Regions from separate parts of the Mus musculus genome. Here regions 2, 3, 4, 5, 6 and 7 are each linked to region 1. A link is a loop called in an ENCODE intact Hi-C map of the cell type or tissue named here. Cell type or tissue: heart. All regions are shown on one strand.

Evidence for each region. Hi-C counts contacts between places; a loop is a spot of excess contacts. Peaks named below come from ENCODE experiments on the same cell type or tissue, not always from the same donor. Only the 100,000 strongest peaks of a DNase experiment are listed, where the experiment ranks them.
Region 2: it touches region 1 in a loop (2.9-fold over the local background); 2 of 42 quality-filtered maps call a loop at or near these places.
Region 3: a loop joins it to region 1, with 15 times the contacts of the local background. A loop is called at or near these places in 22 of 42 quality-filtered maps.
Region 4: a loop joins it to region 1, with 7 times the contacts of the local background. A loop is called at or near these places in 7 of 42 quality-filtered maps.
Region 5: it touches region 1 in a loop (8-fold over the local background); 10 of 42 quality-filtered maps call a loop at or near these places.
Region 6: a loop joins it to region 1, with 5 times the contacts of the local background. A loop is called at or near these places in 3 of 42 quality-filtered maps.
Region 7: it touches region 1 in a loop (3-fold over the local background); 3 of 42 quality-filtered maps call a loop at or near these places.

What each region holds. Positions count from the first base shown.
Region 1 is chr1:77,514,829-77,518,828 of GRCm38, forward strand. It overlaps Epha4 (Eph receptor A4), which reads right to left and starts at 260. Exons shown (of 18, transcript NM_007936.3): 1 at 113-260. The coding sequence starts at 203. In heart, a CTCF peak has its summit at 1,623 (motif pointing left); DNase peaks (open chromatin) are centred at 323, 973 and 1,513; H3K4me3 peaks cover 2,334 bases; H3K27ac peaks cover 1,863 bases; H3K27me3 peaks cover 904 bases.
Region 2 is chr1:76,918,649-76,922,648 of GRCm38, forward strand. No RefSeq gene overlaps it. Among named protein-coding and RNA genes, the nearest start is that of Mir6343, 410 kb to the left of the region's middle. In heart, a CTCF peak has its summit at 2,212; no DNase peak of the experiment used is centred here.
Region 3 is chr1:75,651,341-75,655,340 of GRCm38, forward strand. No RefSeq gene overlaps it. Among named protein-coding and RNA genes, the nearest start is that of Slc4a3, 110 kb to the left of the region's middle. In heart, CTCF peaks have their summits at 1,363 (motif pointing right) and 2,407 (motif pointing right); a DNase peak (open chromatin) is centred at 2,641; H3K4me3 peaks cover 290 bases.
Region 4 is chr1:77,199,738-77,203,737 of GRCm38, forward strand. No RefSeq gene overlaps it. Among named protein-coding and RNA genes, the nearest start is that of Mir6352, 300 kb to the right of the region's middle. In heart, no CTCF peak of the experiment used is centred here; DNase peaks (open chromatin) are centred at 1,804, 1,994 and 3,464.
Region 5 is chr1:76,628,150-76,632,149 of GRCm38, forward strand. No RefSeq gene overlaps it. Among named protein-coding and RNA genes, the nearest start is that of Mir6343, 120 kb to the left of the region's middle. In heart, a CTCF peak has its summit at 1,911; no DNase peak of the experiment used is centred here.
Region 6 is chr1:76,036,967-76,040,966 of GRCm38, forward strand. It overlaps Gm32622 (a long non-coding RNA gene), which reads left to right. Exons shown (of 6, transcript XR_865555.3): 5 at 2,114-2,200. Among named protein-coding and RNA genes, the nearest start is that of Gm29065, 20 kb to the left of the region's middle. In heart, CTCF peaks have their summits at 2,141 and 2,879; a DNase peak (open chromatin) is centred at 2,265; H3K27ac peaks cover 910 bases.
Region 7 is chr1:76,940,611-76,944,610 of GRCm38, forward strand. No RefSeq gene overlaps it. Among named protein-coding and RNA genes, the nearest start is that of Mir6343, 430 kb to the left of the region's middle. In heart, a CTCF peak has its summit at 2,256; a DNase peak (open chromatin) is centred at 2,221.

The sequences.
Region 1 (4,000 bases):
CGCTCTCCACCCCCCGCCCCCCACCCTAACTGGTTCTGAGCTCCAGAAGACCATTCATCAGTGAATCACCCCCTCCGGGTCCCGGACCGCATAAGGGCTGCCGGGCTCTTACCTTCATTCGCGGGGTATACCCTAGAACCGGTGACAGCGTCGCAAATTCCAAAGAGAAACGAAAAGAGGATGAAATAGAAAATCCCAGCCATGGTTCGCCGGTGCCAACGCTGCTCCTGCCGCTTCTATCCCAGTGGAATAAATGCTTAAGTTAGGAGTGCAGCAGTCTGAAGACATTGCCAAGAGGGTGGGACCGGCCCGTGACGTACACCCGCCAGTCCAGAGCTCGTGACCAATAGCAGTGCAGAACCAGCGCCACGTCCCCACCCCCACGGTGCAGAGCCCACCCCCGAGGTCCCGCCCCCTCCAGCCTCCGCAGGGCTCAAGGTCTCCCGAGGCTGGCTTCCCAGCAGTGATGGGTCTGTGCCCCCACGAGAGGCCCCAGACCTTGTCTCGATCCTTGGGGATCGATCCCTTGGACGGCAGAGGGAACTTCGAGAGACTCCGAAAGGACGGTGGGGAAGGCCAGAAAACGTTGGCATTCCCCGCCCGGCCCCAAGTCCGGAGGTGTGCGAGGGAGAAAAGACTCCTGTTGAGATGAAATAAGTCTGAAGTTGACCTGCACCTTGGCTCTTGCCCCTTGCCGAGGTCGTCGGGTCTCTGTACTGTCCACCCCAGCTAAGGTCGGGCGCTCTCTGCTGCACGCAGCCACCCTCACTGCCAGGTTTTGTGTCTTTATGGCGTTCCTCCGTGGGAAATGCTTTGGGCTGGGGGACTTTCGTAGCTTGATAATTCCTTTCCTTCTTAGTTACCTAGCCAGGGGGACCCAGTCATCTCCCCAGCAGCAGAGCGCGGTCACTTGTCCCCAATCTTCCTAACGTTTGGAAGTGATCCCTGGCCAGGTCCGGGTGTTCACATCGACCGAGCCCACTACGGGACTATGAAGGGAGAAATCACCTCGCGACAGCCCTAGCTACCGGGAACTCACTGTGCTTTCCAGGGAGTGTCCCTGGAACCACTTCTAGCCATTCCTGGACACTTAGGTGTAGAAGGGGAAGGTTGTAAGAATGCGAGCACCTGCTGCACAGAAGGGACAGACAGAGGGTCGCAAGCTGCCTGGAGCAGCTACTGTGGCTCTGAACTCCGAAGTCTCCCCGGTACTGATGGGGACAGTCTCCCAGGGGACCAAAATGAGAGGCTCTACCCGCAGAAACTTGTCCCACAACCCCGCGTTGTTCTGGGTGCCAACCATCGACTTCCCAGGGACGCAGACACCATCCGGTCCTCCGATGCTCAGGCCACCGGGGAAGCCAATTTGAGCGCCAACCGCAGCTCAGCTAGCTACCAAGGGACCCGCCCCAGTTGAAACTGGGTGGCTGGTCCCCAGGCGTTTGAAGGGGTGGGATTCCAAAAGATCCACCTTCCGTGCTCGCCTCAAGCTGCCCCTCCTTTGGCTCCCTCCCGGGCCAGATTTTCCTCCTCCAAGTCTGGGTCTCAGCCTGAGTGGAGTTTGAGTGGAGGCACTTTGCAAACAGCAGGGGCAGAGTATCTACGTGAACCAACCGCGCCACCTGCCGGCCAGATGCGGGAGCGCGCGGACCCGGAGCAAAGCAGAACGGACAAAGACCTCAGCCAGCCAGGCAGGTTGTCCAAGCCCGGCTAGTAATTTATTTACAGATTTGGTCAGGTCCTCCCATACTACGGTACGTAAAGTCCTGTCTCAGCTTCCTCCACCTAGACTACGAAAGAAGAACTCGGAAAACGTTTCATGGAGGAACTTCACATGCAAAGGATTTCATGAGTAGCTTGTCCCCTAAAATGGGAATATGGAGTTAAAAAAATCCAAGCATCACCGCAAGGTGTGGAGCAGGTAGAAATCCGAGCGTGGCTCCAGGCGCTTTCTGGTTGTTGTCATGGAGAACGATCGCGTTTCCCGTCCAGGGCTGGAGAACTGTGCTTGCAAATTCAGACCCGGACTAATCACACCAGCAACTTTTGCAGAAGGCAAGAGTGCGCCGGTGGGCAGTAGCTGAGTCGGTTGTCCAGAGGGACAGCGGCTAAGGCTCCTGGCATTTTGACTCTGCGGTTTGGAAAAACCTATTGGAATGTCACCCACAGGGGAAGTGGATTTCCGTTATTGAAGCTACTGATTTTACATCAGTGAAGCGCGCGGGGGGGAGGGGGGATTATGCACGCAGGAATATAAGTGTGTGCATAAATTATTAAAAATAACCGCGCTAAGTCCCCTTAAGAAAAGTCTCGATTCTTTCATGTGTCTTTCTGGCTTTTACCGAAAATAAATAGATAAAGATCTAGGATCCTATAGTTTGGCACACAGATTGAGAAAGGAAAAGAGCAACCCGGATTCTTGGGAAACATTTTTAAACAATAGGTGCCACTTGTGTCTGGGCAAGCGAGTGAGTACTGTGTATTTTCTATAGTTGAAATAGAAAACTAGCTGCCCATCTCGCTGAAAGCAGCAACATTTCGAAAGCACGCATCCCATCCCATGCGCACACTGAATATTAATCATCTTTTCTGGCTACAGATGCCTGAAAAAGCAGAGCTGAAGCAAGGATACAAACAGTCTTCCCTTGCCTACCTTCCCTTTGCTTCACTTCTCAGGCCTCACCGCAGCCCAGCTTTGAGGAGAACCAAGAAACTAAAGGCTAAGTGAGGGAAAGCCTGTCTTGTAGCCTCCTCAGTGAGATCACTGGGCATCTGTCCAGTGACCCCCAAAGAGAACACTCTCCTGGCCACTGGGATGACATCTAGGCCGAGCAAATACAGTTCTTTTTTGTTTGTTTGTCTGGTTTTGGTTTTGGTGTTTTGAGACAGGGTTTATCTGTGTAGCTCTGGCTGTCCTGGGACTCACTTTGTAGACCAGGCTGGCCTCGAACTCAGAAACCCGCCAGCCTCTGCCACCCGAGTGCTGGGATTAAAGGCATGCGCCACCACGCCCAGCGCAAATACAATTCTTTAGTGCAGAAATGAAAACATAGCGCTGGCCCTGGTGACCATCAATGCAGAACTGCTCTGTGCATTGTATACTCTAAGACCCTGGGGGTTTCTAGTGTTCCCCTCTTTATAACAAGCCAGTGGAGTCACATAAACACAAGATAGCGTTAGAGTTGCAGCTACCACCCAAACCACTTGGCGCTAAAATAAAATACACCTTTAGTCCCAGCACTACAGAGGCAGAGGTGAGTAGATCTCTTGTGAGTTCCAGGGCAGTCGGATCTGAATCGTGATTTCTACCCACGCTCTATAGTATGACCGTGTATCAATACATACAAACATTAAATAAACATAAAGTTAAATGGCTGGATTTCTTTAGGCGAAAGGACCCTACCCATAAGAATTCGTGTATAATTTGGGAATACTGAGAGACATGTTAGAATATTTGTGCTAATAAGCATACTGAGAGGGATAATTTAGATTACCTTTTGTCTTTTTGGTATTTTGCCTACCACAAAGATTTGAACTTACAAATTAGACTGAATGCTCAGTTGAATTAAAGCTAGATTTTAAAATATTTTTAACATTAAAAATGTTAATGCGCGCATGTGTGTGTGTGTGTGTGTGTGTGTATGTTTGTGTGTGTGTGTGTGTGTGTGTGTGTGTGTGTGTGTAAAGCATCTATTTGAAGGTACCCACAGAGACCAGAAAGAAAAAAAAAAGCTTCAGATGTCCTGACAGATTGTGAGCCACCTGACATGTGAGGACCGGGAGGAGGAGGAGGAAGAAGAGGAAGAGGAGGAGGAGGAGGAGGCTGGGAACCAAACTCTGATTCTATGGAAGCACACAGAGGAACTCTGAACCCCTGAGGCATCTCTTCTGTCTCCATATAAACTAATAACTGTAGCTATGCTTGCATGGAGAAATCACTAAGACCTTGAATGTTCTTTTCCACCAAGGACCTGAGCACTCAGACTTTTGGTGCTACAGG
Region 2 (4,000 bases), 600 kb before region 1:
GATCAAAGAAGCCTCTGGCTCTTTGTCTTGCCCAAGATAGCAGTTCTACCTAGATTGTCACTATCACATTGTTGTTATGGGAAAAGACCTACCACATGGTGTCTTAACCAATTCCAGGGAATTGGGTGGGGTATTGACTCACAAAAAGAAAAAAAAAAAAAAAAAATGGAGACAAAAAGAACAATTTGTTTTGGTTTTAATAAACTCCTATTTTTATCTTAATGGTCTTAATATCTGTATAGTCAAGGCAATCTCTTTGTTCCCTACCTCCAACTATTTTCTGTAAAACAAATACACATGCAGTTATTACATCATTACTATCATCACAACCAACAAAGCAATCTAATTGTGTGTATTAGTTGACATTCTATGACATAATATCTCAAACAATCAACTTAATCTTCCAAAGGTTTATACTGGTCACAATTTTCAAGACTAGAATCTATGACAGCTTGGTCCCATGAGCCAGAGTCAGAAGAAGGAGTGCCTGCCAGCAGCAGCTACTCATATAATAGACTGGGAGCAAAGAGAGAGGAAGTTCAGAGTTGTGAACCCTACTATGACATTCAAGGATACACCTTCCAAAAACCTCACTGTGTCCCAAAGGTTCTACCACCTTCTAGTAGTATCATAGGCTAGCGGTCAAGCCTTCAACATCTGGGCCCTGAGGAAAACACTCAAAATTTAAACTGTAGCATTGGTTGAACTCTCAATATTCAAATCAATTAATACCTTGAGGTACTCTTAGACTAGGACACACTGCTGAGGTTTCTTAGTCACCCCAGGAACAGTTTTTGAAGCATTAAACTTGGCAATTCCTCTAGCATTGCTCAATGTCACCCTTGTACACTTGGTGTATCAGGTATAGCCTTAGACCCACAAGTCTGTCACATTTGCCAAGAGCAAAACTATATCTATGCCTTTGATTTTCAATAAGATTTACACCATTTTGTGGAAAACAAAAGACCTTTCTTTTTTTTTTTTTAACCAGTGCTCAAATACTAGGAAGTTGCTTTCTCTGGGCTGTGAACCTCGGATCTATTTAAGCAAGAGATAAGCAAACAGATGATGAAAGATTGATTAGATGACCTCTGGAGACCTGGGGAAATGTGCCCGGGGTGAGAGGAGAGTGAGATGGGTGCCTGCTGACTGTGGGAAAGGAGGTGGGGGAGGAGTGGGAGAAAGGGAGTTGATCATTCCTACTCTGAGCTGCCACCCAGCATTGGTTTTGGCTTCTCCCTATGCTGAGGGTTCACTTCTGTGCCCAATTCATCCCAGCTTCCATCAGCTGTGGATCAATTTCTAAATTGTTCTGGGAAAGCCACATAATGAAAACTTGTCAGTGAAGAAAAATGACTAGCGTCAGTTCTAGCCCTGACTCGTGACCGCTGACTAGCGGGGGTTTAATGTTCCTAGCATCTCCCTTAGTGGAATATTATATACACCACCTTCCTAATGCACACGGTGGTGCAAATTAGCCTTCTGAAACTGCAGGAGAGCCTGTAATTTAGACACTCCAGGCCATAACCACAGCAAAGGAAAGGATTAGGGTCAAAAATAGAATGGTCCTAAAATATCATCAGAGGCATTTTTACCTAGCATCAAGGCTTTGTCAAAAGAAAGGACAGCCACTATATCCTCAATGTCTCCTTAGAGGACATTAAGCATAGAAATATGGTTTAGATTTGTCAATAAGATACACAAAACGCAACACTCCATGACTATAATTAAATCACTTTAAACCCCTAACCTAAAACACCTTCATGACATTGTTTATCCTGTGGAAAGGACAAGGCCAATCTATACTAGTGATAGTGGATGAATAACTTAAGGTTGTATTGTATGCAAATGACTTCTTACTAGCTCAACATGAAGGGAAACTGGAATGGACTAGAAGGATGTCCTAGAGTTTAATTGTTGTGAAGAAACAACAAGATCATTAGCAACTCTCATAAAGGAAAACATTTGATTAGGGCTGGCTTACAGTTTCACAGGTTTAGTCCTTGTCCTCATGATGGGCAACAAAGCAGCAGCAGGCAGGGAGACATGATACTGAAAAAGAAGCTGAGAGTTCTACATCTTGATCTGCAGGCAGGAAGAAGTGGACTATGATACACTTCCTCCAACATGGCCACACCTCCTCATAGTACAATTCCCTATGGACCAAGCATTCACAGGGCTCTATGAGAGCCACTCCTATTCAAACCACCAGAGGGACTTTCTGTGAATCTGTGGGGAGGATGTGTTGCTGAATTTTCTCCCTGTATTATCAAAACACACCATGCAAAGCAAAGTGATTTTTCATATGTTGTACACTGATGACAGAATCCAAGGGCAGAGCAAAAAAAAAAAAAATCCAACCCCAGAATAGATGTTTGCTTGAAAAGTCATTGTAGATCTTGGGTGAAAACCCACAGGAGAAGCATCACAAAGGATCCAAAGCTTATTCAGCCAATTGCAGTAAATCTAAGGTCTTCCCAGGAAACAGGGTGCATTGCAGACTCTCAGCCTGGCTCTTCTTTGACCTGAGCCCTCTTGCAGAATCACATTTCAGTCACCTGAATCCCTACTTCACTCTTGTTCTTCCAAAGCCTTCACCACTGAAATGACAGAGCTTTCTCTTCTCTCCACCATGCCCTTCCCTCATCTAGGCCTCACAGCAGCTCATCTATCTCCCGAGCTCCTTTTCTGTGGTATCTTCTACCTTCTCTCATCATTGACTCCATCTAACTGCCTGGGCCTTGTAATCTTCCTGAGAGAAATCAAGTCTTGTCCTTCCTCTACCTCTCATCCCCAAACACTGCTCCACAGTTACCTTCAGGAGGTTCATTCAAACTTGGGGGCAATTCCAACTTTATTAGTAAACTGATTGTAAAGCCCATCCTGCCTCCCATCGCTCTCTTTTGTCTGAAAGCATCTTACACTATTCTACACTGATTACAACTACTGCTGTCATAGATGTGTGAATGTGTGCCATTGAATAGTACCTTTTCTTCTGCTAAAATGTCACAGTTTAGTAGGGAAAACTAGTTTGTATTTCCTGTCCTATTCTTACCACCTAAAACGGAAAAGAAGCAATAAATCTTGTGAGTAGAAACATCCGTGATTGTGAAGAAATGAACTGGAAGAAAAACCAGGACACACAGAAAGACCACAGGATTGACCCTGTACCCCAGAACTTTCAAATTTGCCAGATCTCAAATATCATTTTGATTTCTTGAGAAACAATTACATCAATAAAACACAGTTCTTCAGACCTAGCTGAGACATAGCAACTTAGGGACTCCAGAGTGAAACCTCCCTACTTGGTCCTTTCTAGCTGCCACATTAGAATATGACAGACTAGGTGACTCAAATGAGAAACTTATTTATTTGTTTTTGTGATTGAAAAATATTTGTTTATTTATATTTGGAGATAGGACACAGGTTAGGCTGGTCAACTGAAGTGAATTCCCAGGCCTCTGAAATTTGTCCTTTTACATTTTGGTAGCATAAAATCTCTAAGTCAGGATCTTGTAGATGCCTGAATTGTTTCCAGAAAGGACTTTTAACTTGGCCCACGAAAACAAACAAACAAACAAACAACAAACACCTTCTAACTATTTCCTCAGGTGGCCTCTTGTTTGCAGCATTGGACAGAGTATCATGGCTCCACTTCCATTTGGAAGAACCCTTGTCTCAAAGGATTAGGGTCCCTCCATTATTTTCTCTTCTAATCTTAGGCATCTCCTTGAAGGTCCTATAGTAAAACACAGTCATGTTGTGAGGATCTAACATGTAGGAAGACACTGAATTTATCACAGTATCCAAAGTTCCCAAGGAGTTCCTGGCTGGAGAAGTATGGGAAGCAGTGCTTATAAACAGGCCTACCTCCTTCAGCCTACATTGGAAAAGGGGCTTCTTATTCTCTGTGGCTGAGTCAATCTGAGAGTTTGGGATAAAATCGTTAAAAGAAAAAAAGATATTGACAATAAGGTAAGACTGTAAAAGAGCATCTATA
Region 3 (4,000 bases), 1.9 Mb before region 1:
CATGTCTACTCTCTGATTTTCAAAGTGTTTCTGAGTGTGAAGTAGTCTGGCCTCTTGTCAGCCAGAGAGCTAGGGAAAGGGAGAGTGTTGGCTTCAGAAAGGCATGTGACAGAAATACTAGCCTTTCATTATGTAGGAATATAAAAAAGATTTAAAATAAACCCTTCATTTAATTTGAATATTTTATTGGTAACGATGGTGCATGAGTTATATGACACTGGATACTGATGCCTTTTATAGGCATTTGAGAATTTTTATAGTTTATTGACATATGGGCCAGTTTCCCTCACTGAGTGGGGCTCAGAGCTTGCTCTCTGGGTGTCTCTCCTCTTTCACCTTCTTGATTTAACAGTCACATTGGCAGAATTATTAGTCAATTAAAAACATTTTAAAGAGACTTTGCCCAGCATTTCTGTGGAAAACCTGAAATATGGTATTTTTGTTTTAAATTTGGACAAACTAGAGACCAAAGTGACCTCTGTAATCAGGGTAAGCTGATAGTTGAAAATGTCTGAGAGTAGCACGAGGCACCCCATCTTCTGCTTGTCGAAAGCAACGGAAGCTCTGTGGAGAGATCTGGCCACCCAGGGATGAAGTGGAAGTGATTTTGTTCTGAGCACTGTTGAGTCTTCAAGCGTGAGCTAACTCATTCCCAGTCTGCACAGCACAATGGATTATGAAATGGGACTATTGGAAAGAATTGAAAACTTTTAGGGATGGGGAGATGGCTCAGTGGGTAAAGGCATTTGCTGCCAAGCCTTATGACCTTGGCTCAATCCTGGGCCCACCACAGGAAGGAGAGAACTGAGTCCTGGAAGTTGTGCTCCACAAGCACACCATAGCAATGTGAACACACACACACACACACACACACACACACACACACACTAAATAAATGCAAAAAATAACAATTCAGTTCCTAAATTGAGGGCTTAGCAATCAAATGACTACAGATATTAATGAGATACTTAGGGGCAACAGTTTTATCATTACCCTAGTTAGTTTCTATATTTCAAAATAAATTGCAAATTATTCATTTCATCAATGACATATAAACAAGAAGCAAAGAAAATAAATGATTGTTTGCCACATGAAAACATTTCTTATTTTTTCTACTGAATAATTATTAAGCATAAAAAAACCTAATTGAATCTCATTTCTACAAATCATTAAGGAGTTTTTGAGCCAAACAAGCCATGGCCTTTTTGCTGATGGGATTGTAAATATCACCAGTCTAGAAAAAAATTAGCCGATCATTTATTCTGCAGAGGGCATTACTGCATTTCTGTAAACACATCATGTCATTGTAGAGTTGGGAAATTGACCAGAGGCTGGGGAAAAAAAAATCTCACTTGGCCAGCAGAGGTCACTCTTTCTCCTTTATCGATCCCAGTAACCGGCTTCTGAGTGTTTAGTCAAAGGTGTTTTGAGCTTGAAGCTCAGCCAGAGGCTGTGGAAATAATACACATCATCAAGGCGAGCTCTGCTTTCTTACACACATGCACGCACACATGCACGCGCGCGCGCACACACACACACAGACAGACACAGAGTTTAAATGTTTTACTCTAGCTGGACAACTCACATACATATAATAAGAGCCACTCGGTTATGCATGTTAATGCATTTCTTTAATTAATCTGTTTCATCAACTATTACTCTAATGCTTACTGGTGCCAGCTCCAATTCTGCCCAGTTCTCTGACTTATGAACCAAAGCTTAGATTTCTATAAATACCTGCAGGTGACTGGCATGAACCTTTAGAGAGAGTTTCTGCAGAGGAACCAGGAACTAACTAGGACCAGGCTGTATTGAACCCTGGCCAAGCAGAGAGGCCAGTGCCAGGCACTGAGGGTTAAGCTGGAGAGGTACATACCCTACCCTGGCTTCTGTGTTTGGCTTTGTTATGGAAACAAAAGCATATGCTAGCAGTTCTTTCGAAGGTTGGGCCATAGAATGAATTTAGATGAATTATACATGAATATCCAAAGTATAGGCCAGTCATAAGTATCTATAGATGGTCACGACAGCTGAGTGATGGAACTGTCTAGTAGTGAGGTAAACCACTCAGCGTTTGTCTGGCCAAATCATTAAAAGTATTTCAGTAATTCATTTTTAATATCTTTCTTTATGGGGGACATAGTGGGCATTTTTAGGAAGTGCCTGGGAAAGTTGAGCTTTTGGTTTGCCAATGATTAGCTAAGATCTTTTCTAACTCTTCCATCCCATCTCCTCCTTCCCCCTTCCCTCCCTTCCTGTAGCACCCCCTTCCAGTCCTTTTCTGTCCCTCCCTTCGATTCCCCTCCCCCACTCTTTTTCTTTCCTGAAATACCAATTTCATACAGAATTTTAAAAACGTGGTGGAAATCTGAGATTCTCCGTGGCTGTTTTTCCTTTGGCCACCAGGTGGCGCCATCACAGTGCGCCGGGGTCTAGGCAACCCTTCCTAAAGAACGGAATGTGTCTCTTCCTTAGGTGGTGGGTAGCTTAATGACTAGGTCCGTAGCTCCCTGTAGTGCCTGCGAGGAGCTGCATCCAGGGGAGGAAGATCTATTGGGCTTCCTCACATCGCCCTCTGAAACCTTGGTTTCTCTGGTCTGTGGTTTTGTGCTGGGCCAGCTGCCATCTGCTTACCCAGAATGCCTTGCAAAAGTGTGCTGGAGCCAGCTGGTGTACTTGCTAGAGACTGGTTAAGTAGCCAGGAATTTTGTGAACTGATTGTTGGACCATTGGCAATTAGACATCAGCCTTGGTGGGCGTATTTGAGGCACTAAAAAATCACACGACTTCGTCCTGTTTGCTGATGTATGAGTACTCTTGCCTTTGTGACCCTCGGTTGTATCCAAAACCAACCAACCAATCAAACCATAGTCCCCTGTTGCCTGACGTTAAAAGTGTCAAATTAAAAAAAAAATGCAAATATTTGTAGGGAAGGAAAAAAATTCCTCCTTTTTCTTATCTTTCTTTAAAAGCTTTGAAGCAAAAGTTGTTTCTTTTTAAATGATCAAGTATAGATTTCTGCTCTTCTAGCTAGAGTTTAGTCAAAAGCTGAGGGGATTATTCCAGCTTTCAGCCTCAATCCGATTCCTCTCCTGAAATTAACGTTTGGCCTAGCTATTTTTCCTTCCTGTCTCCCCAGTTTTATTTAACATCCCTTTATCGCCCTCACACTGTGAAACTCTGGCCTCCTGAAGGTGTGTGTCCCCTGACATTGTCCCTGGCCTAGACACCAGTCTTTACCAGTCCTTTAGGACTCAGAAAGCCGTCCAGGTGTAGGTGCACCTAGGCCGCATGCGCTCATGGAGTGCTTGTCAGGAACGATTGTCGTTTTCCGGTTCTCCACGGCGACATTGTTTTACTCCCTGATAGGCCGAGCCTGGACTCCACGGCACGGCTCCGACTGCTTCGGAGGCAAACTCAAGGGAGAAGACAGTCAGTACCCATTGCCTGGGTACTGAGCACTGTTCCTCCTCAGGCTGAGGAGGGCGCACCTAAGTTGGTGCCAGCATTGGAGGGAGGTTGTGGAAGCAGAGGCTTAGAGCTGCTGTGGGGAGAATCCTGTTGAGGACGCTATCACAGCTTCTGCTATAAAACCATTGTCTAGACGATGGTTCACTCCTGTTTGTTGACTGCCTCAGCGAGCCTCATCCCTTGGGCAGAACATTTCTTTTGCACAGATGTTGCATTAGCTGCTCAGGGTGCCATAAAGAGACTTTGCACACTGGGAGGCTTAAGTGACTGGCATTTATATTCTCTCTGTGGAGGCGAGAAGCCCCACAAACTTAATTTATGGTGAGGGCTCTCTTCCCAGCTTCTAGATAGCCTTTTTTCCCCCCTGTATGGCCATGGAAGGGTCTTTCTCCATGGAGTGTCTATTAACTCTTCCTACAAGGACACACTACTAACGGGTTAGGGCCCTAGGACTCCATGAACCTTTAATACCTCCCTAAAGCCCGACATCCAAATAAGTCTAACTGGGGACTAGGGATGCAGTATACAA
Region 4 (4,000 bases), 320 kb before region 1:
TAATTTGGTAACAAAATATAGCAAAAAAATAGAGACCAGCTTGTAAAGGCACCAAAGCCATGGCTGACCATGTAAATTCAGTCTCTGGAACCTCATGGTAGAAAAGAATGAACTCCCTCAAGGTATTATCTGGCCACACACACACATATACAAACACACCACAGAGAGAAAAAAATATATCAATCAATCAATTAATAAATAAATAAATAGAGATGTTTAAAGTGGGGGACCACAATTTTGTGGGTGAGGGAGATCAACAGTATATAAAAAGTACTCCCACTTTTCTTTTCCAACTACTGAACTTTGCCATTTCAGACAGTTAGCAGCCATATGCAATCTATAACCATAGCCACAACATCTGTGCTTCAGTGAGACTTTACTTACCAAAGAAAACAGTAAAGCAGATTGGTCCCAGGGGTGACAGTTTGATGACCCATCCCTGCACTGAACGTGTATGCTGTTTGATCATATATTAGCAACCCATTAAATTTAACTTTCCAAAGTGAGACTTTCAAATCCATTTCGCATTACCACTGACAATTTTATCTCTTACTGTCTTTCAAACTTCTTTGTTCTGTGAATATAAAGATCATCTAAATTTGGTCCTAATTACAATATTGGAAAGGAGCAGGAAGCAGAGAACAATAGACAAGTGTAAAAGCATTAGCCAGGAAGACAGAGGCCCAGCTTGTGTCCCTTTCAGCATTTCCCAAATCATTAGGAATTAATACATCAGCATGATGGACTTGTTAGATTAGAGACCAGATACCTCGAAGTGCAGTCAGAGTTCACCTCATCTCTGGAAAACTCCGGTGCTTGTCAGAGGCTGACACAAACCTCTGGACTCTCGCCTGTCTACCTGGACATTCTGAGACCCCAACACTACTAGTTAACCCCCGCAGAGGAGTCTCTGCACTGTGGACAATATTCTAAAAGAATTTGAAACAATGACTAAGTAATGAGACTAGGTGAATATTGAAGAAGAAGAAAAAAACTGCCCCCAAATTTTTATGTTATCTGACTTAGAAACACTCTGATCTTTATTATTTCTTTATTTTAAAAGGGATGTATGTATGCATTATATATGTATGTATGTATATGTATCTTGGCTTTCAAACAGAGTTCCCATGTCCTCCCATTAAACAAATGCTTTATGACAAAAAAAAAAGCAAGTTTCACAATGAAAATTCTGGGTGCTTATAGATGTTTTTGAAGGGTACACACAAAAAAAGAGCATTTCTTGCTTGATTTTACTTATGTGAGTGACCTGTGTCTTATACCAAAAGCATTTTAACTCCACTGGTAGGCAGATTGCTCAGTGGTTTTACATTGCTGTTTTTCTTTTACCAAACATATGTGGAAGGCTTTGAAAGAAGACTGCTGTTTTCCTCTTAAGATAGCTTTATTATGGCCTCAATATTCACATAAGGAAAACTGGCCAGCAGCAAAGGAATATACTTATAATCCCAATATTCATGAGGGAGAGTCAGGAGGATTAGAGCCAGATAAAGGCCAGCAACATAATGAGATAATATCTCAAAAAAAAAAAAAGTCAAAAGAAACAATACAAATTCCACCATTTCCTTCTATAAATCACACTGGTCTGACATTTCCCTAAACTTGGGTGCTAAGAATAGCCTCCTGTTGTAGCCCCAAAATATCTGCTTCCTTCTGCAGATTATTAAAAGAAGGTAGGAATGAGGCCCCTCCTCCCTGGCTCATGCCTACGTGGTGATGTCCACCTTGCACACCTCTGAGGTTCTTCCCTTTCACATGCCTTTTAGAGGTGCTAGGAGGTTCCTTCTTTCTGGGGCGACTTGAATCCCTTAGCCTCTGTTGAAACACTTAACTTTGGATAGTACCTGACTTGTTGGTGAGAAGCTACATGCTATAAACTTCAAGCAGTCAAGACTTTCTGGAAGTCCATTCTCCCTAGCAACTGAAAACACATAATCCATGTCCCCATGCAGAAGTCAGATCATTGAGAACATTCTGTTCCTCTAGCTCCAGGATGAGGCCTAATAAGGGCAACATTAATTGGCTCCCAATTCCAGTGTCAGCACAATCCAGTTGTACTGGAAACTCAAAATACTGACCATTTCGTCTGTATTATATTTGAGGGATTGTCAGAATACCTGAGCATTTTTGCTCACCTATTGTTATGTTTAAAAGGATTAAATGCATTGTCATTATGAGTATCTGACAGAGAAATGTACATGTTCAATAGAATTGGACACCAAGGTCTTATTAACCAGAGAGGATGTCTATAGGAGGATACACAACCTAGCACAGAAGATAACGTCTGCAATGTGGGTGGCAACTGAAGCAGATCCAAGACTGGAAAGAAATTCAACTGTGTTCAGTCATGACCCAGGTCCATACAATCACTACAGTGGGTGCTCTGCTTTAGATGTGGGGTTTTCCCCTCTGGGCAGCTTACTTTCGAGCTGGTGGAAATATCGAGAGATACTTGGATTATGAGACCATTAACTACATTGATGGATCATCTCATTGAACAGGCTGGTAGGAGGGCTCTGGCTGAAGGAAGTCTAGCTGGGTGTGACGTTGAAGAACATTATCTTGCCCCTCGACTCTTCCTGATTCATGGTTGCCACCAGGACAACAGCTTTACTCCCGCACGTACTCACCAACCTCCTTGGCTGCCTCACCACAACCTAACAGCAAGGCAGCCCAAGCACCTTGGGCTGAAACCATGAGCAAGAATAAACATTTCCTCACTGAAGTTGCTGAGCTCAGGTGCCACTCAGTCACAGCAAATGACAAATAATAGATAACACAATCTTCTTTGAAGCCATTATCCTTAATTGCTCTGGGTCAGACAGCAATATAAATAAGGATTGTTTCGTTTTGTTTTGTTTTTAAAAACAGCAGAACAATTCTACAACGATCTTAGGCCAATGAGTCATAATGTTTCTGCTATGAGCATAGCAAAATGTAATTTCCTTTCATTCAACTCAGTGTTTGACATCTTCAGCTTACCTAAACCATGGATACCTGGTAAGATGACCCTTAGCTTATTCAGTTAATATTTATATGAAACTATTATTCCCAGTGCTTGTACTCAGAATAGTTAACAATATTCTATCATTATATTAATAGGAAAAATGGCCCCTCCACTTTATTAATGAGAAGAGTAAGATTAGCCCTGGTATGTTGCTGGCATTTCATGCCCTTCAAATATTTTTAAATTATTTCCCTCACATCATCATTTCATGGGTGAAGACAACACACCAGCTTGAGACACCACTTTTAAATTCAACCCTTGACATGAGAAAAATCACTTCCTCATAATTTGGATTTCTGTTTGTCGCTGCTTCTACACTCAACTGAAAGCTACGGTTTTATGACAACACCCAAACAAGGGAAGCTGAACAGGAAGCCCTGCTAGCTTTTATTATGAGCAGGAAAGTTAGCTGAGAAAATACAATGAATGTTGGCCATTTGCAACCCCAAGGGAATGGGTCCTCGCAGAGCGCCAAGAACTGAAAATCCCTGAGGGAAAACTCACTGAGTCTTGGAATTTGGTTAATCAGTTATTTAGAGTTGAAACACTCTGACAGTTACCAGGCCTTCCCTGCACCAGAAGTTGAATTGGTCATTTCTTAAGGCGTCAAAAGCACTTTAACAATAATTACCTATTTAACACTATATAAACGTCCTTAGATTCGGAAATTTGCCCTTCTCTGTCCTGAGTGTGGAGTGCATGCATGCATGTGTATATTGCATGTGTGTGTGCATGTGAGCACACGTGTGTGCGCATGTGTTCATGCATATGTTTGCTTTTGGACAGTTAGTCTTAATACCTTATGTATAATAAACTTTCGTCCATTCTTTCATATGCTCTTTCTCCCTTTTAATTTTCAGAGTTGAATGTGCACACAGCCAAGCTTGTTAAAGCTGTCAAAATTAGGCAAGCACAAACTAAAGGAAGGCCTGAGCTCCTCTTTAAAAATCCATGAGGTATCTTTGTCTTGTGATA
Region 5 (4,000 bases), 890 kb before region 1:
TATCTTGCTCCAGAGTTGTTTGAAATAAGTAATTATTATAGTTCCCAGAAGATGTGGGCAGAGAAATAGAGAAAGGCATTATTGGGTGATGCCAGGTTCTCTCTGCCCCAAGACACACTTTCAACTTTCCATGGGGAAAAAAAGTAATAAAAAAAGAGTACAAATAAAGGGCACACCCAAGGTATTTTACTTACTTTAGAAAACAGTGAAGTTTGCCAGTGGAAGGAACAGGGGCTTCTGTTGTGTTCTTTTCAGGGCTTTGGGGCTATGCCTATTGGCTTTATAATTGGGTCTCTATACTTTCTTGTCTCTAGAGCTGATTTCCATCTCTGCGAATAAAAGAATATCATGATTTCAAGTTAGACTATGAAACTCTAGTTATATCCCCCTTAGATTAGTAGTTTTCAACCTTCCTTTTTTTAATTAGGTATTTTCCTCATTTACATTTCCAATGCTATCCCAAAAGTCCTCCATACCCTCCCCCCCCCCACTCCCCTACCCACCCACTCCCACTTTTTGGCCCTGGTGTTCCCCTGTACGGGGGCATATAAAGTTTGCAAGTCCAATGGGCCTCTCTTCCCAATGATGGCCGACTAGGCCATCTTTTGATACATATGCAGCTAGAGTCAAGAGCTCCGGGGTACTGGTTAGTTCATAATGTTGTTCCACCTATAGGATTGCAGATCCCTTTAGCTCCTTGGGTACTTTCTCTAGCTCCTCCATTGGGGGCCCTGTGATCCATCCAATAGCTGACTGTGAGCATCCACTTCTGTGTTTGCTAGGCCCCAGCGTAGTCTCACAAGAGACAGCTATATCAGGGTCCTTTCAGCAAAATCTTGCTAGTGTATGCAATGGTGTCAGCATTTGGAGGCTGATTATGGGATGGATCCATGGATATGGCAGTCTCTAGATGGTCCATCCTTATTTATAATAGCCAGAAGCTGGGAAAGAACCCAGATGCCCCTCAACAGAGGAATGGATATAAAAAAATGTGGTACATTTACACAATGGAGTACTACTCAGCTTTTAAAAAGAATGAATTTATGAAATTCCTTGGCAAATGGTTGGACCTGGAGGATATTATCCTGAGTGAGGTAACCCAATCACAAAAGAACTCAAATGATATGTTTTCAACCTTCCTAATGCTCTGACCTGTTAATATAGTTTGCAATGCTGTGAGGATCCCCAACCATAAAATTACTTCATTGCTATTCATAAGTGTAATTTTGCTACTGTGATGAATTGTAATGTGCAGGATATCAGAATCCTGATATGCAGGATATCTGATATGTGACCCCAAAGGGGTCACAACACATATCATAAGAAATGCTCTCCTAGATAATTCTAGGAGTTCTGATGTCCAACTAATGTCTCTTAGTGATCCCAGATAGCAAGGATGTAGAAGAAGGGAAGAAATCCAGGCTAGAAGCTTCCTTCAGAGTTGTACGTTTATCATTCCCTTATTTAGAAGATTGTCACAATACTTCTCCTGGGAGAGATGTAAAGAAATGTCTACTTAACCTAGATAAGGAGGAATCCAACAGAGAAAAGAAAGGATTATATCCACGTCAATTTGCAGAGCCAATAAATCTATTTGGATGAATTTAAAGACCATCCATGATTTGAAAGCACTGGGACCATCTCCAGGGTAATGTAGAGGCTATTATACAATGAGTCTCACTGGTCCACATTCTACTTGAATATAAGTTCCAGGAAGGTAGAGTCCTTATGAAGATCACACAAAGACCCATGAGCCACAGAATCCAATTCCCAATTCCCCCATCCCCAATGGTTTGGTGTGAGTAAATACTTCTGTTAGGATTCAAGATTATAGTATCATGTCTAACCCATAGGAAACAGCTACACAGCACTAATGTTTAATGAGTCCCTCCATGCATCAGGTACTATTCTGGCTGCTGGTGGCAGCAGAGACAACAGCATTGTCTTTTGGATGAGAACCAGAGGGATGAAGTTATGAAGGGCAGGTGGTAGGGAAGCTAGAGAAGAGCAAGTGAGGGAAACATGATAATTGACTGATTGGCTATAGAGAAGTTGCCAAGGAGTTACCCAAGTTAGACAGGCAGATCTGAGCACTCAGCCAAGGAGTCCTCAGAGTATTTCAGGAATGGAAAGAAGTAAGGATGAGTTGGAGGGAAGGCAGGAACTGAGTCATGTGTATTTTATAAGACACTATTCATGGTTTTAGAGTCATTAGTCCACATTAGATTTTAGATAAACCTTCATGTCTAAGAGGAGTTCAATCAGGAGGTAGAAACACATAGGGGATTGTGGGAATTTATTATAAAATGACTACTAATAGTTGTCAGATCATGGAGAGTATATATCCTGTGTCTGAGGCTAGGCAGGCCTTGCCTACTGGGTCAGCCTTCCCAGAACCCACAGGAATGTTTGTCTCTCCCCTCCTCCATTGTGCTATCAAGCCAGACACCAGTACTGGACACTGCTTCAGCACTGTCTTTTAAGCGTTCTTCACTGAGGAAGGCTAACACTTCAAATGAGCTGCACTTCAATGAGTGGATTTGATCAAAACATTATATTCATGTTTGAAGTTAAACAACACATTAATTTGTAAAGTGAGATTCCCTTAAAGGAATTTCATTAATAACCACAATGCAGATATTAACGGATATATATTTGGAACTGAATGATACTTAGCAGTCCACTGACTAAACATAAAATTAAAGGGATTTTTCTACTCAGTAGTATCAGGCTAACTCTCTAACATCCTTCTCTTGTCTTGGCCTTTTATTCTGTTACCTATGTTGATCAGAAGATATATTCCTCATCTCCCCACGTATTTCTCTGTCGTCTCAGCTTCTATGCTCCCTGGATGTGAGTGTCTAGCTTCACATCCTTCTTTATTTCCCCGTGATTAGGCTGGATCAGGAGCTCCTGGTTATATTCCTCTTCTGGAGCCTTCCCCAAGTTCAATTCAATCTCTGAAGTCTAATCCTTGTGGATAGACTTCTTGAAGACAAGGCTACCTGCTTGTGTGTCTAGGTGCCTGAATCCTACTGCCCTGGATCCTCCCTTCCTCCATCATGGTAGCAGAGGCCACTTAGCAGAAGTGTTGTTCTGAGATGGATTATTAAACAAAGAGCCCAGGCTAAAGAATTAGTTCTGGTAGCTCCATCACTGGATTATTATGAGGATCAAGTGGAAGAATCAGCCTCAAATGATAAATATTGAGTACGATGTCTGACCCTTGGCAGGCACTCAAGTCATGCTACCCTCTTTTCATTTTAAGGGGCAGCTCTCATCTTGCTTTGAGCAGAGCCTAGCTGGTCCTATTTTTTGTCATTGCCTGGCTCATGAGCATTAGTTCCAAAAAGTAAGTAAAATAAAACTAACAACAATGATGACAGTTGTTTATTGAGCCCTTAATATATTCCAGGACTTTATAAGCATTAAATTATTCCAACATCAAAACTGTCTTTTATGGAGACAATATCAACTCTCTTTATAAATGAAGAAATTAAAGGTAAGAGACTTTCACTCATCCAAGGTCACTGAGAACGAAGCTACGTTTTGAAGCTGCCCACGCATAACTGATTCTACTTGTGTGTTTTTTTGCCACAGATTGCTTCCAGGGTGACTTAGCAAAAGCAGACTAGGTGTCCTGGATGTGAGCAGGTGCTAATGTCTGCTGTTGGGTATTTCCTGTGAATGGTCCTAAGTCCTAGTGCTTCAGCGTGTTATTTGGGGATAATGACACTTAGCACTCTCAAAACCACATAATAAAGATTAATTAGTGGTTTTTGGTAAAGCACTCCAACAAAGGGTGATTTGAGCATAATTGGGAGTCTTACCTCTCATTGATCTTTGGCATCCTTTTTATTTTGTATTGATCCAATGTTATTGACCAGCTTGATGTCCATTAATCAGGCTGCCTTAGGTTTTACTATTTCTAAATGAAATTCTGCAGACTGGTAGTCTAAGGCAGTTTGTCATGGTATACCCATTCTTACGACTCTCATTT
Region 6 (4,000 bases), 1.5 Mb before region 1:
AGCATCATCTGTAAACCATCTAGCAGACAACTCACTCAGGTAAACGTCACACAATAGCTTCAATTTCCAAACGGAAAGGAAGAACATACAAAACCATATTTTAGGGCTAGTAACACTGTCCTCTACCATTTCCTGACCCAGTCTAATACATTTTGCTAGATCTTAGGCACTGTGTGTGTGGGTGTGTGTGTGTGTGTGATTTGCACTTTATATCTATTTCTCCCTGATTCATCTTACATGAATTTTATGTTTTGAGAGAATGTGTGATTCATGTGCTAATTAGTCCCATTGGTTCTGGAGAGTGATTTTGAAAGAATTAGTATGTATCTTTCAACTATTTCCATATTTTAGGATTCTTACCTATGCTCTATTTACTCTCTTGAGTTACTGTAATGCCATAAAGAACTTACTGAAAGACATTTTCCTGGGACTATAATCAGGACAACTCTTGGAAAGTCCGATAATTGCCTTTTAAACAGTTAATGGCATAGAATGATTTTTATTTTCAACATTGAGGTTTCAAATGAACATACGTGTGGTGAATGTCAACAACCACACTATTTAAGTATTGCATAGCCTTAAAAACATATCTCAATGGCTGTTTAAATGTAAGTCAAAGTAGATTGAAGGCTGAATATAGAGGAGCCATAGGACATGCGGTTCAATAAGATCAATAAGCCTGCAGAGGGTTTGGTGTGACACTTGTGCCTGTGTTTTCTGGATCTGATAAAGAACAAGTTCTTTATATAAAGAGCGGACAAATGAACGGGAATCGTGGATCTATCTCCCAGTCCCATTTGACCTAGATAATTCCAATCACTCTCAGGTTTGTTACTATAGCTTTAACTCCTTTTGCAAACTGTGGTCAGAGCCTAAGATGTGCTAAACTGATAAACTGATGAATGAAAAGGGATGCAATCTTTGCTGTCTTAGAGTTTTGAGGTGAGTCGGGCCCTTCCTCTTAGCCCTTCGGCTTCCAGGATTCTGAAAAGGAAACTTCTGGTGCTTAAGCTACCCAGCCTGTGGTGTTTTGTCATGGTTGCAGAAACATACTAATATAGCCACGTTAGCCCCATAAAAGAAACTTGGTGTTACCAGGGGCCATAGGGAACTCTGGCATGTTTAAGTAGGGGTTAACGTGATCAGTTCTATGCTTTAGCAATATGACTCTACATGGAAAAGTCACTAGGGTTCGGGAGAAGAATACACCTGGGCTCTCCAGGGATCTTAATTCAGAATCTTTATCTCTTCTCATAAAAAATATTTTTAGTTATGTGTATGTGTATATGTGGTGTGTCTGTGCCTGTGTATGCGTGCAGGTGCCTAGGGAGACTGGAAGAGGGTGTCTGAGTCCTCGGAGCCTGAGTTACAGGTACTTGTGGGTTCTAGGACATGAATCCTAGTCGTCTGAAAGAGCAGAAAATCCTGTTAACTGCTGAGCCATCTCTCCAGTCCCCAGAGCTTGGTTTCTAATGAAGGAAATTTAGGTAGGGCGAGTTCTTGGAAGAATGGTCACATAAGATCACAAAGACCCACGATTTGGACACCAAGTGGGGGTACTATTTTCAGAGATCTACTTTTTGACCTTGTCAAAATTGAAATTCACCAAAAAACAAAAAACAAAAACAAAGACAAAACAAAACCAACCAACAAACAAACAAACACCACTCTGCAGAAAGTGAGGGGCACTGCTGAGATTCTGGCTCATCTGCTGCCTCCTATTTCTTGGCCTTGGAGGCTCATCTTGGTCAACTCTACAGACTACTGAGAGGATGGGAGGCAAGTTTCCTAACTTCTGCTAGATACTTCCTCCTCCAGCCTCTTTGGTACTTCCAAATGAACTCAATGTTTGGTGTTCAGACCATTTATGCGTCAGCTTTATAAAAAAAAAAAGCAAGAATACTTGCAAAAACTATTATAACCATTAAGCAAAATAAAGCAGAAACTGAAGAAAAAAGTTTAGACAGTCATTTATTTATTTCCTTGAAATAAGGTCTTGTCAGGTAACCCAGGCTGGGCTCAAACCCACAATCTTGCCTCTGATTCCAGAGTACCACCAATCCCCACTGTAAGGAGCTAAATTAAACTGAAGCCTGTTTTGTGTTTTATCTAGGTTTCTGCATGCTGGCACTTTGAGCTGGAATCCACTGAGTGGCTCTCCTGATCCGGACATCAGGCTTCAAGTGGCCTGGTCAGGAATGTAAGTCACATGTCTACCGTTGGCAGCTGGTCAGCTTAGGGGGCTGACCACTGGCTGTTGGCCTCTGGTCTGCATCATGTGGTCTCTTGAGTCTCTCAGCAGGACAGCCTAGACAAAAGGGCAGGCCCTAATGAGCAGGCACTTTTTAAGAGGCTGCTGACTGCAGACTTGCTAATTTGGCCAAAGCAAACCCCAAGGTCAACCAGAATGAAGGGTGAAAAACCAAGCTTCACATCTTCTCTGGAACTATTGCTAAGCCACATGGTAAAGGGGTGTGGAAATGGTGGAGGGAGTCACATGCTCAGCTTTCTAATAATGCCCCTCCTCCAGTTAAAGTCATTCTCTCTACAATGTTGATAAATGTTGGCACATTCACATCCTGTCCTTAGCAGAGCTTTAAAAGCAGCTTCAGTTGAAAAACAAAACGATTTTAGCTTCATCCGGAGGACTATTGTCTGGGAAGTCACAGAATTAATGTGGTAATTATTGTGGACCAATTATGTCCTCTCAAAATTCACTTGACTTTATTAAGAAGCAGGGTCATTTCTGTTAGTTAAGCTGAGGTCATATTGAAGTAGGCTAGACCCCTAATCTGGTAAGACTGGAGTTCTTCTAAGAAGATGGTCATATGAGGACAGAGGTGTGGAGAATATCGTGTGATGACAAGGGATGCCTGCAGTGGCACTGTTGCACTTAGGAGCACTGGCTGGCACGGGGAGGATGGTGAATCAGTGAAGCATTTCCCTGGGATCCTGGGACGAGCATTGCTCTGTTGCTCTACAGACACTGATATCAAACTCTACACATCAGAAGTATGACACTGGCGCACATCTGCTCCTAAAATGTGTGGTATCTTTGTTTGTTTGTTTGTTTTAAATAAATAAAAGGTAAGTGTTAGGAAATGTAGCTCAGTGGTTAGTCATATGCTCAACACGTGCAAAGTCCTGGACTCAGTTCCCCCATACTTAAATATAGAATTAAATGCATATGATACAAAGAAAACCACATTAGATTGCATCTCCCACCTTTGAGATCATTCTTACTATGGAGCCTTGACTGTCCTGGAACTCATATGTAAAAACTTGACTGGTCTCAAACTCATAGAGATCTATCTGCCTCTATAGGAATGGAAGACGTGTGCCAAAATGTTCTGCCTGCTGCCTTTTGAGAACCGGAGGCTAGGGAGATGACTCTGGGTAAAGTACTCACTGTACATGAGGAGTGCCAGAGTTGGGATCCCTAGAACCCACATGAAAAGCCAGGTGGGTGTGGTAGCATAGCAATTCTTTAATCTTGGCAGGCTGGCAAAAGAGACAAGGGATTACCCAAGCAAGCCAGCCAGCCAGTCAGAGGAGCTGAAGCAGTAAGCTTGGGGTTCAGCAAGAGACCCTGACTCAATATATCAGGTGGAAAGCAATCCAGGAAGACTGACTGATATTAGTCTCAGGCTTGACAGGTGTATCTACCTCACACACTCAAGCATATGTCCACACACACATGCATGCACACACATATGCGTACATTAAAGAAAGATTGTCAACCACAGTACCACACTAAAATAAACACTCGATACTTAAAAATCTCTGTATAATCCCAACTGTCAGTGGCCCGTCATTACATGTTCAAAGACATTGATTTCACAGATTCTATTCAATAAGTCATTAAAATTTCCCCTATAATATTGCCTTTTCTGGGCTTACATTCTTGAGGAAGTCATTGGAATGAAAGCCTTCCAGTTAATTTGAAAATGCTCTACCCCTAAAATGTTTCTTAGTACTGAACTTGATTTTAAAAAATATA
Region 7 (4,000 bases), 570 kb before region 1:
GGGGGGCTATTCTCATCCTAACTATCACAGACTGAGACCATTAAAACCAAGACCCCAAATAACCTTTCCTCTTTATAACTTTGGTGCTTTGCCACAATAACACTCAGATCACCAACCCTAAAGAGAAAAAACATGATTCAATTCTGAATGGGGACTATCTACACTGGAAGTTAGATGAGCCCTTTCCAGAGAAACAGAATCTCAAGTGGTTGGATTTGGGAGTGTGTTTGGCTTTCCGCAGTGGTCTTGGGTCAGAAGTAGAAACAAAAGCAAATGAATCTGCAGTTACTGACCAAGAGCTGGTGGGCTGCTGGGCTCCGGGCTGATGGCCACAGAGGCTGTACCTAAGATGCCCATTGTCAGAAGCAATTCAGCCTCTGTGTGCACAGTAAGGGTCTCTTTGGACTTCTTTTTCTCTCTGTAGCTAAACCAAAATTTACTCTATCAAAAACTGCAGATGAGCAGGTGGGATGTATAAACTATCTTTGCAGATATTGCTGAGAATATGTCAAGGCCTTCTCAATTTGAAGGAAAGTGGCATTTATTAGAATTATTGAAGACTTAAACAAATCACTAGACAAGCAATAATGAAAACCAGAGAGGTGAACATTACTGGGATTGTAGGGAGTTCTTTGGTTATTCTATTCAAAGGTCATGATAGAAATAATTCTGTGTTGTGGGTTTTTTTTTTTTTTAAGTAATACTGAATAGAAGTTTCTAGCAATACTAAACCTTTATAGGAGAAATAGGAATGGTGCTCTTGATGCCTTGACATTCAATGTACATTCTTGTCCCTGCAGTCCTTGTGTCTTGGACCCTCTGTCCCTTGCTAACCAAGTTCTAGGTTCTGCCTTTTGATTCATACATGAAGAGTCTTTTACCATGCAGTCAGCAGCAGCAACAGGGGCACCGCTCTTTCTCTGTCCTCTGGGTTCCTGTGTCTTTTATCTGTGTCACTCAAACCGTAAGGACACTTTGTGGTGCACTATTTCTCATGTCAGTTTTCTTTCTTACCAAGTAGATTGGAAGCTTCCCTCACTTTTCTGTATCCATGCCAGCAACCATTAGCATGTTCTTTCTCCATTAATGATGATAGGGGGAGAAAGAACAAGAAAGAAGAGAACAGGAAGGGAGTGTGCCATGGGATATTTAACTACATGAGCTCAGGCTTCAGTTCTATGGTTTAGATCTATATTTAACAATATTGTGTGTACACTTGGTTGGATTTTAAAATGTATCATTAAACTCTGTCTTCTTTCTTCATGAAATGAAAAAAATATATATAATATCCCCCTTAAAGCCTAGTGCAAGCCAAATATACATGATCTGATAAGTGATGATCAATGTTACTTCTTATGTTATTTCAAATATTAAAGCCTGTTAAAATTAAATGGAAATAATCCATTTGTAAAATATGTGTACACATACATATAGATTTCCAAATTTTAGGCTCTCATGAAAATGGGCTGGTTTTTTTTTTTTAATGTTCAAATTAATATGAAGACTAACTCACTTGGAAATGTGTTTCTCCAATGGTTATTTTCTTTTGTGTGAGAGCCAAACCAGAAGAAACATTAATCTAGCAATGTAACATATAAGTATATGTTTATCTATTTAAGTAGATACATATGCCAGTATATTCTAGAAAATTCATTCAAAGTAGCCCGTTCTTTTATACATTTCTCACCAACTGGCCAAATGATCCTGGAGTCACATGATGTGGTAAAGAGGCTTGAACCTGAAATCAGAACTCATGACTTGCTACCCACCCTTTGCTACCCATGTGACCCCTGTAAAATGTCTATCTTCATTAAATCTTTTAACTCACTTGTAAAATGGAAACAATATCTTTCAACTCAGGGTTAGTGAATCATAAATATGATTTGGGGCAATGATTAGCATGCTTATATGAGAATAAGAGTAGCACCAAGAATTAGCTTGAACATAAAAAACATATACAAGTATAATTCCATGAAAACACTGGGATGTTGCACAGGTTAACCACATTTGAGAGTTAAGGTCCTTGGGAAATAGCTCCATCCTCATGAGGAACTCAACTTCTCTGTCTTCCTTTCCTCCTGGGACTTGTGTTTGTTTTTGTCTGATTGAGAGTTTGCAAAGCCAGGGAGAAAGTGTCTGCCAGAGGGCAGGGAAGGCAGCAGTCTTGGCACCACCAGGAGACTATGCAGACAAGAGCTGGGGTTCAGGCCAACGAGGAATCAAGGACTTAAGAGACCAAGGTCGTTTAAAATAAAGAGGCACAGAGAAGGAAGCCTGGCATTCTCTGGTAATGCACCTTAGGCATGGGCCAATTCTTCATTGAGCAATGTCAGAGGTTAAGAAGCTCAGTAAACTGCAGCTGAACAGAGAAGTGAGATCTGGCAATCTCACAACACTGAGTAAACAGAAATCGGAATTCAGGGCTGCCAAGGAGAAAGAGGTCATTTGTAAACACTCCAGCCTTTTTAGTTTGTCTGGGTCCTTGGCAAAGCTGCACTCTAGGAATCAGAGAGAAAATAGAAGGAGAGCAAGATTTAAAGGGGCAGCAAACTCTCTGAAGGTGGACTGTGTGCCAGCACCGGGGATGAATCTCACCTGCATGGAGGAAGTCATCCACACTCTATTAATGACTCGAAGGAAAATGATGAGTACAAAGTTTAACAGTTTGAAGACTGGTGCTCAATAATCAAATGAAATCATTGAGTTCTGCAAAGGGGGGGTGGGCAGAGACAATAAAAAAAGACAAAGATCTAAAGACAAAGATCTTTTAGTTAGCAGATAAAGATTTTTACTGGCATCAATAGGAGATTATATTTTCTGTTTTCATGCAAGTGTATGTACACATGCTCACATATGTGTAAACGGGTATGTATGTACATGAGTACACACGTATACAGAGGCTTAGGCTGATATAGGAGGTCTTCCTTCATGGCTCTTCAACCTTATTCTTTGAGGCAGTGTCTTTCAAGTAAATCCCGAGTTTGCCTATATAGAAAGCCTTGATAACCTACTTTCCTAGGAGATTCCAATTGTCTCCCTTCCAAGGCTGAAATTACAGGCAGCTGACCATACCTAACTCAGCACTTACATGAGTTTGGGGAATTCAATCTTTGGTCTTATTATTTATACTCTACCTCCTGAACCATCTCTTTAACCCCGAGAGCATCCTATTTAGACTGAGTTCTTACTTTTCTGGGGAGAAAAACCATGTAGACTGTACACTTTTTTCCAATTGTGTATAGTTGGCACAATCTTTGCAAAATGATATCTCTATGTGTTTCTGGTCCTTCTCTGTTCTTTGAACAGACTCTTGGAATTGAGGCCAGTGCTGTTCAGAAGGATCCAAGTCCTTGAAGGGTCCTGCCCTCTAACGGAAGTCCACACAACAGCCTGGAACTGAGGCAATTCTGGTCTACATGTTTTCATCGGCTTCCCTGCTGCTTATTCGAGAGAGCCTCAGAGCCTGTAAAATGTGTTGATAGATATATCGGTTTGTGCTGGAGTCTTTACGTCTTCACTTTTGTTTTTCTGGTGTTACAGAACTGTGAAGTCTCTCATTTGCCTCTTCCCTGCCTTTTTCCCCAAGCAGATCCTGGATTCTTGGCCTGATGCCCACACCAAGAATCCTCCTGGGGGGGGGGGGGGAAATACTTTGCTACAAATGGAAAGCCTACATTTATTCCCTTCTCTCTTCTCTTAGGCATCTTGGCTGCTCCCGTTTGTGCTGTTTGAGCAACTTTCTCTCAGCTTTAGGGAGATGTTTTCTTTTAGACAAGTTTGGAGTTGAATTTGTGAAGAGGTTTTTATCTGCCTCAACTTTCTCTTGCCTGCCAGATTAAACCAGGAATGTCTCCTGCTAATGAGGATGTGAGCAGTGGTCTAACACTGTCACTGAGTATCAATTGCCACAGCAGTTTTGGAAAAGCGACATAATGTTTATATCTCAATGGTAGCTTGTCTTTTTCTTCACTGTGACAAAATACGTGAGAAAAAATAGTTT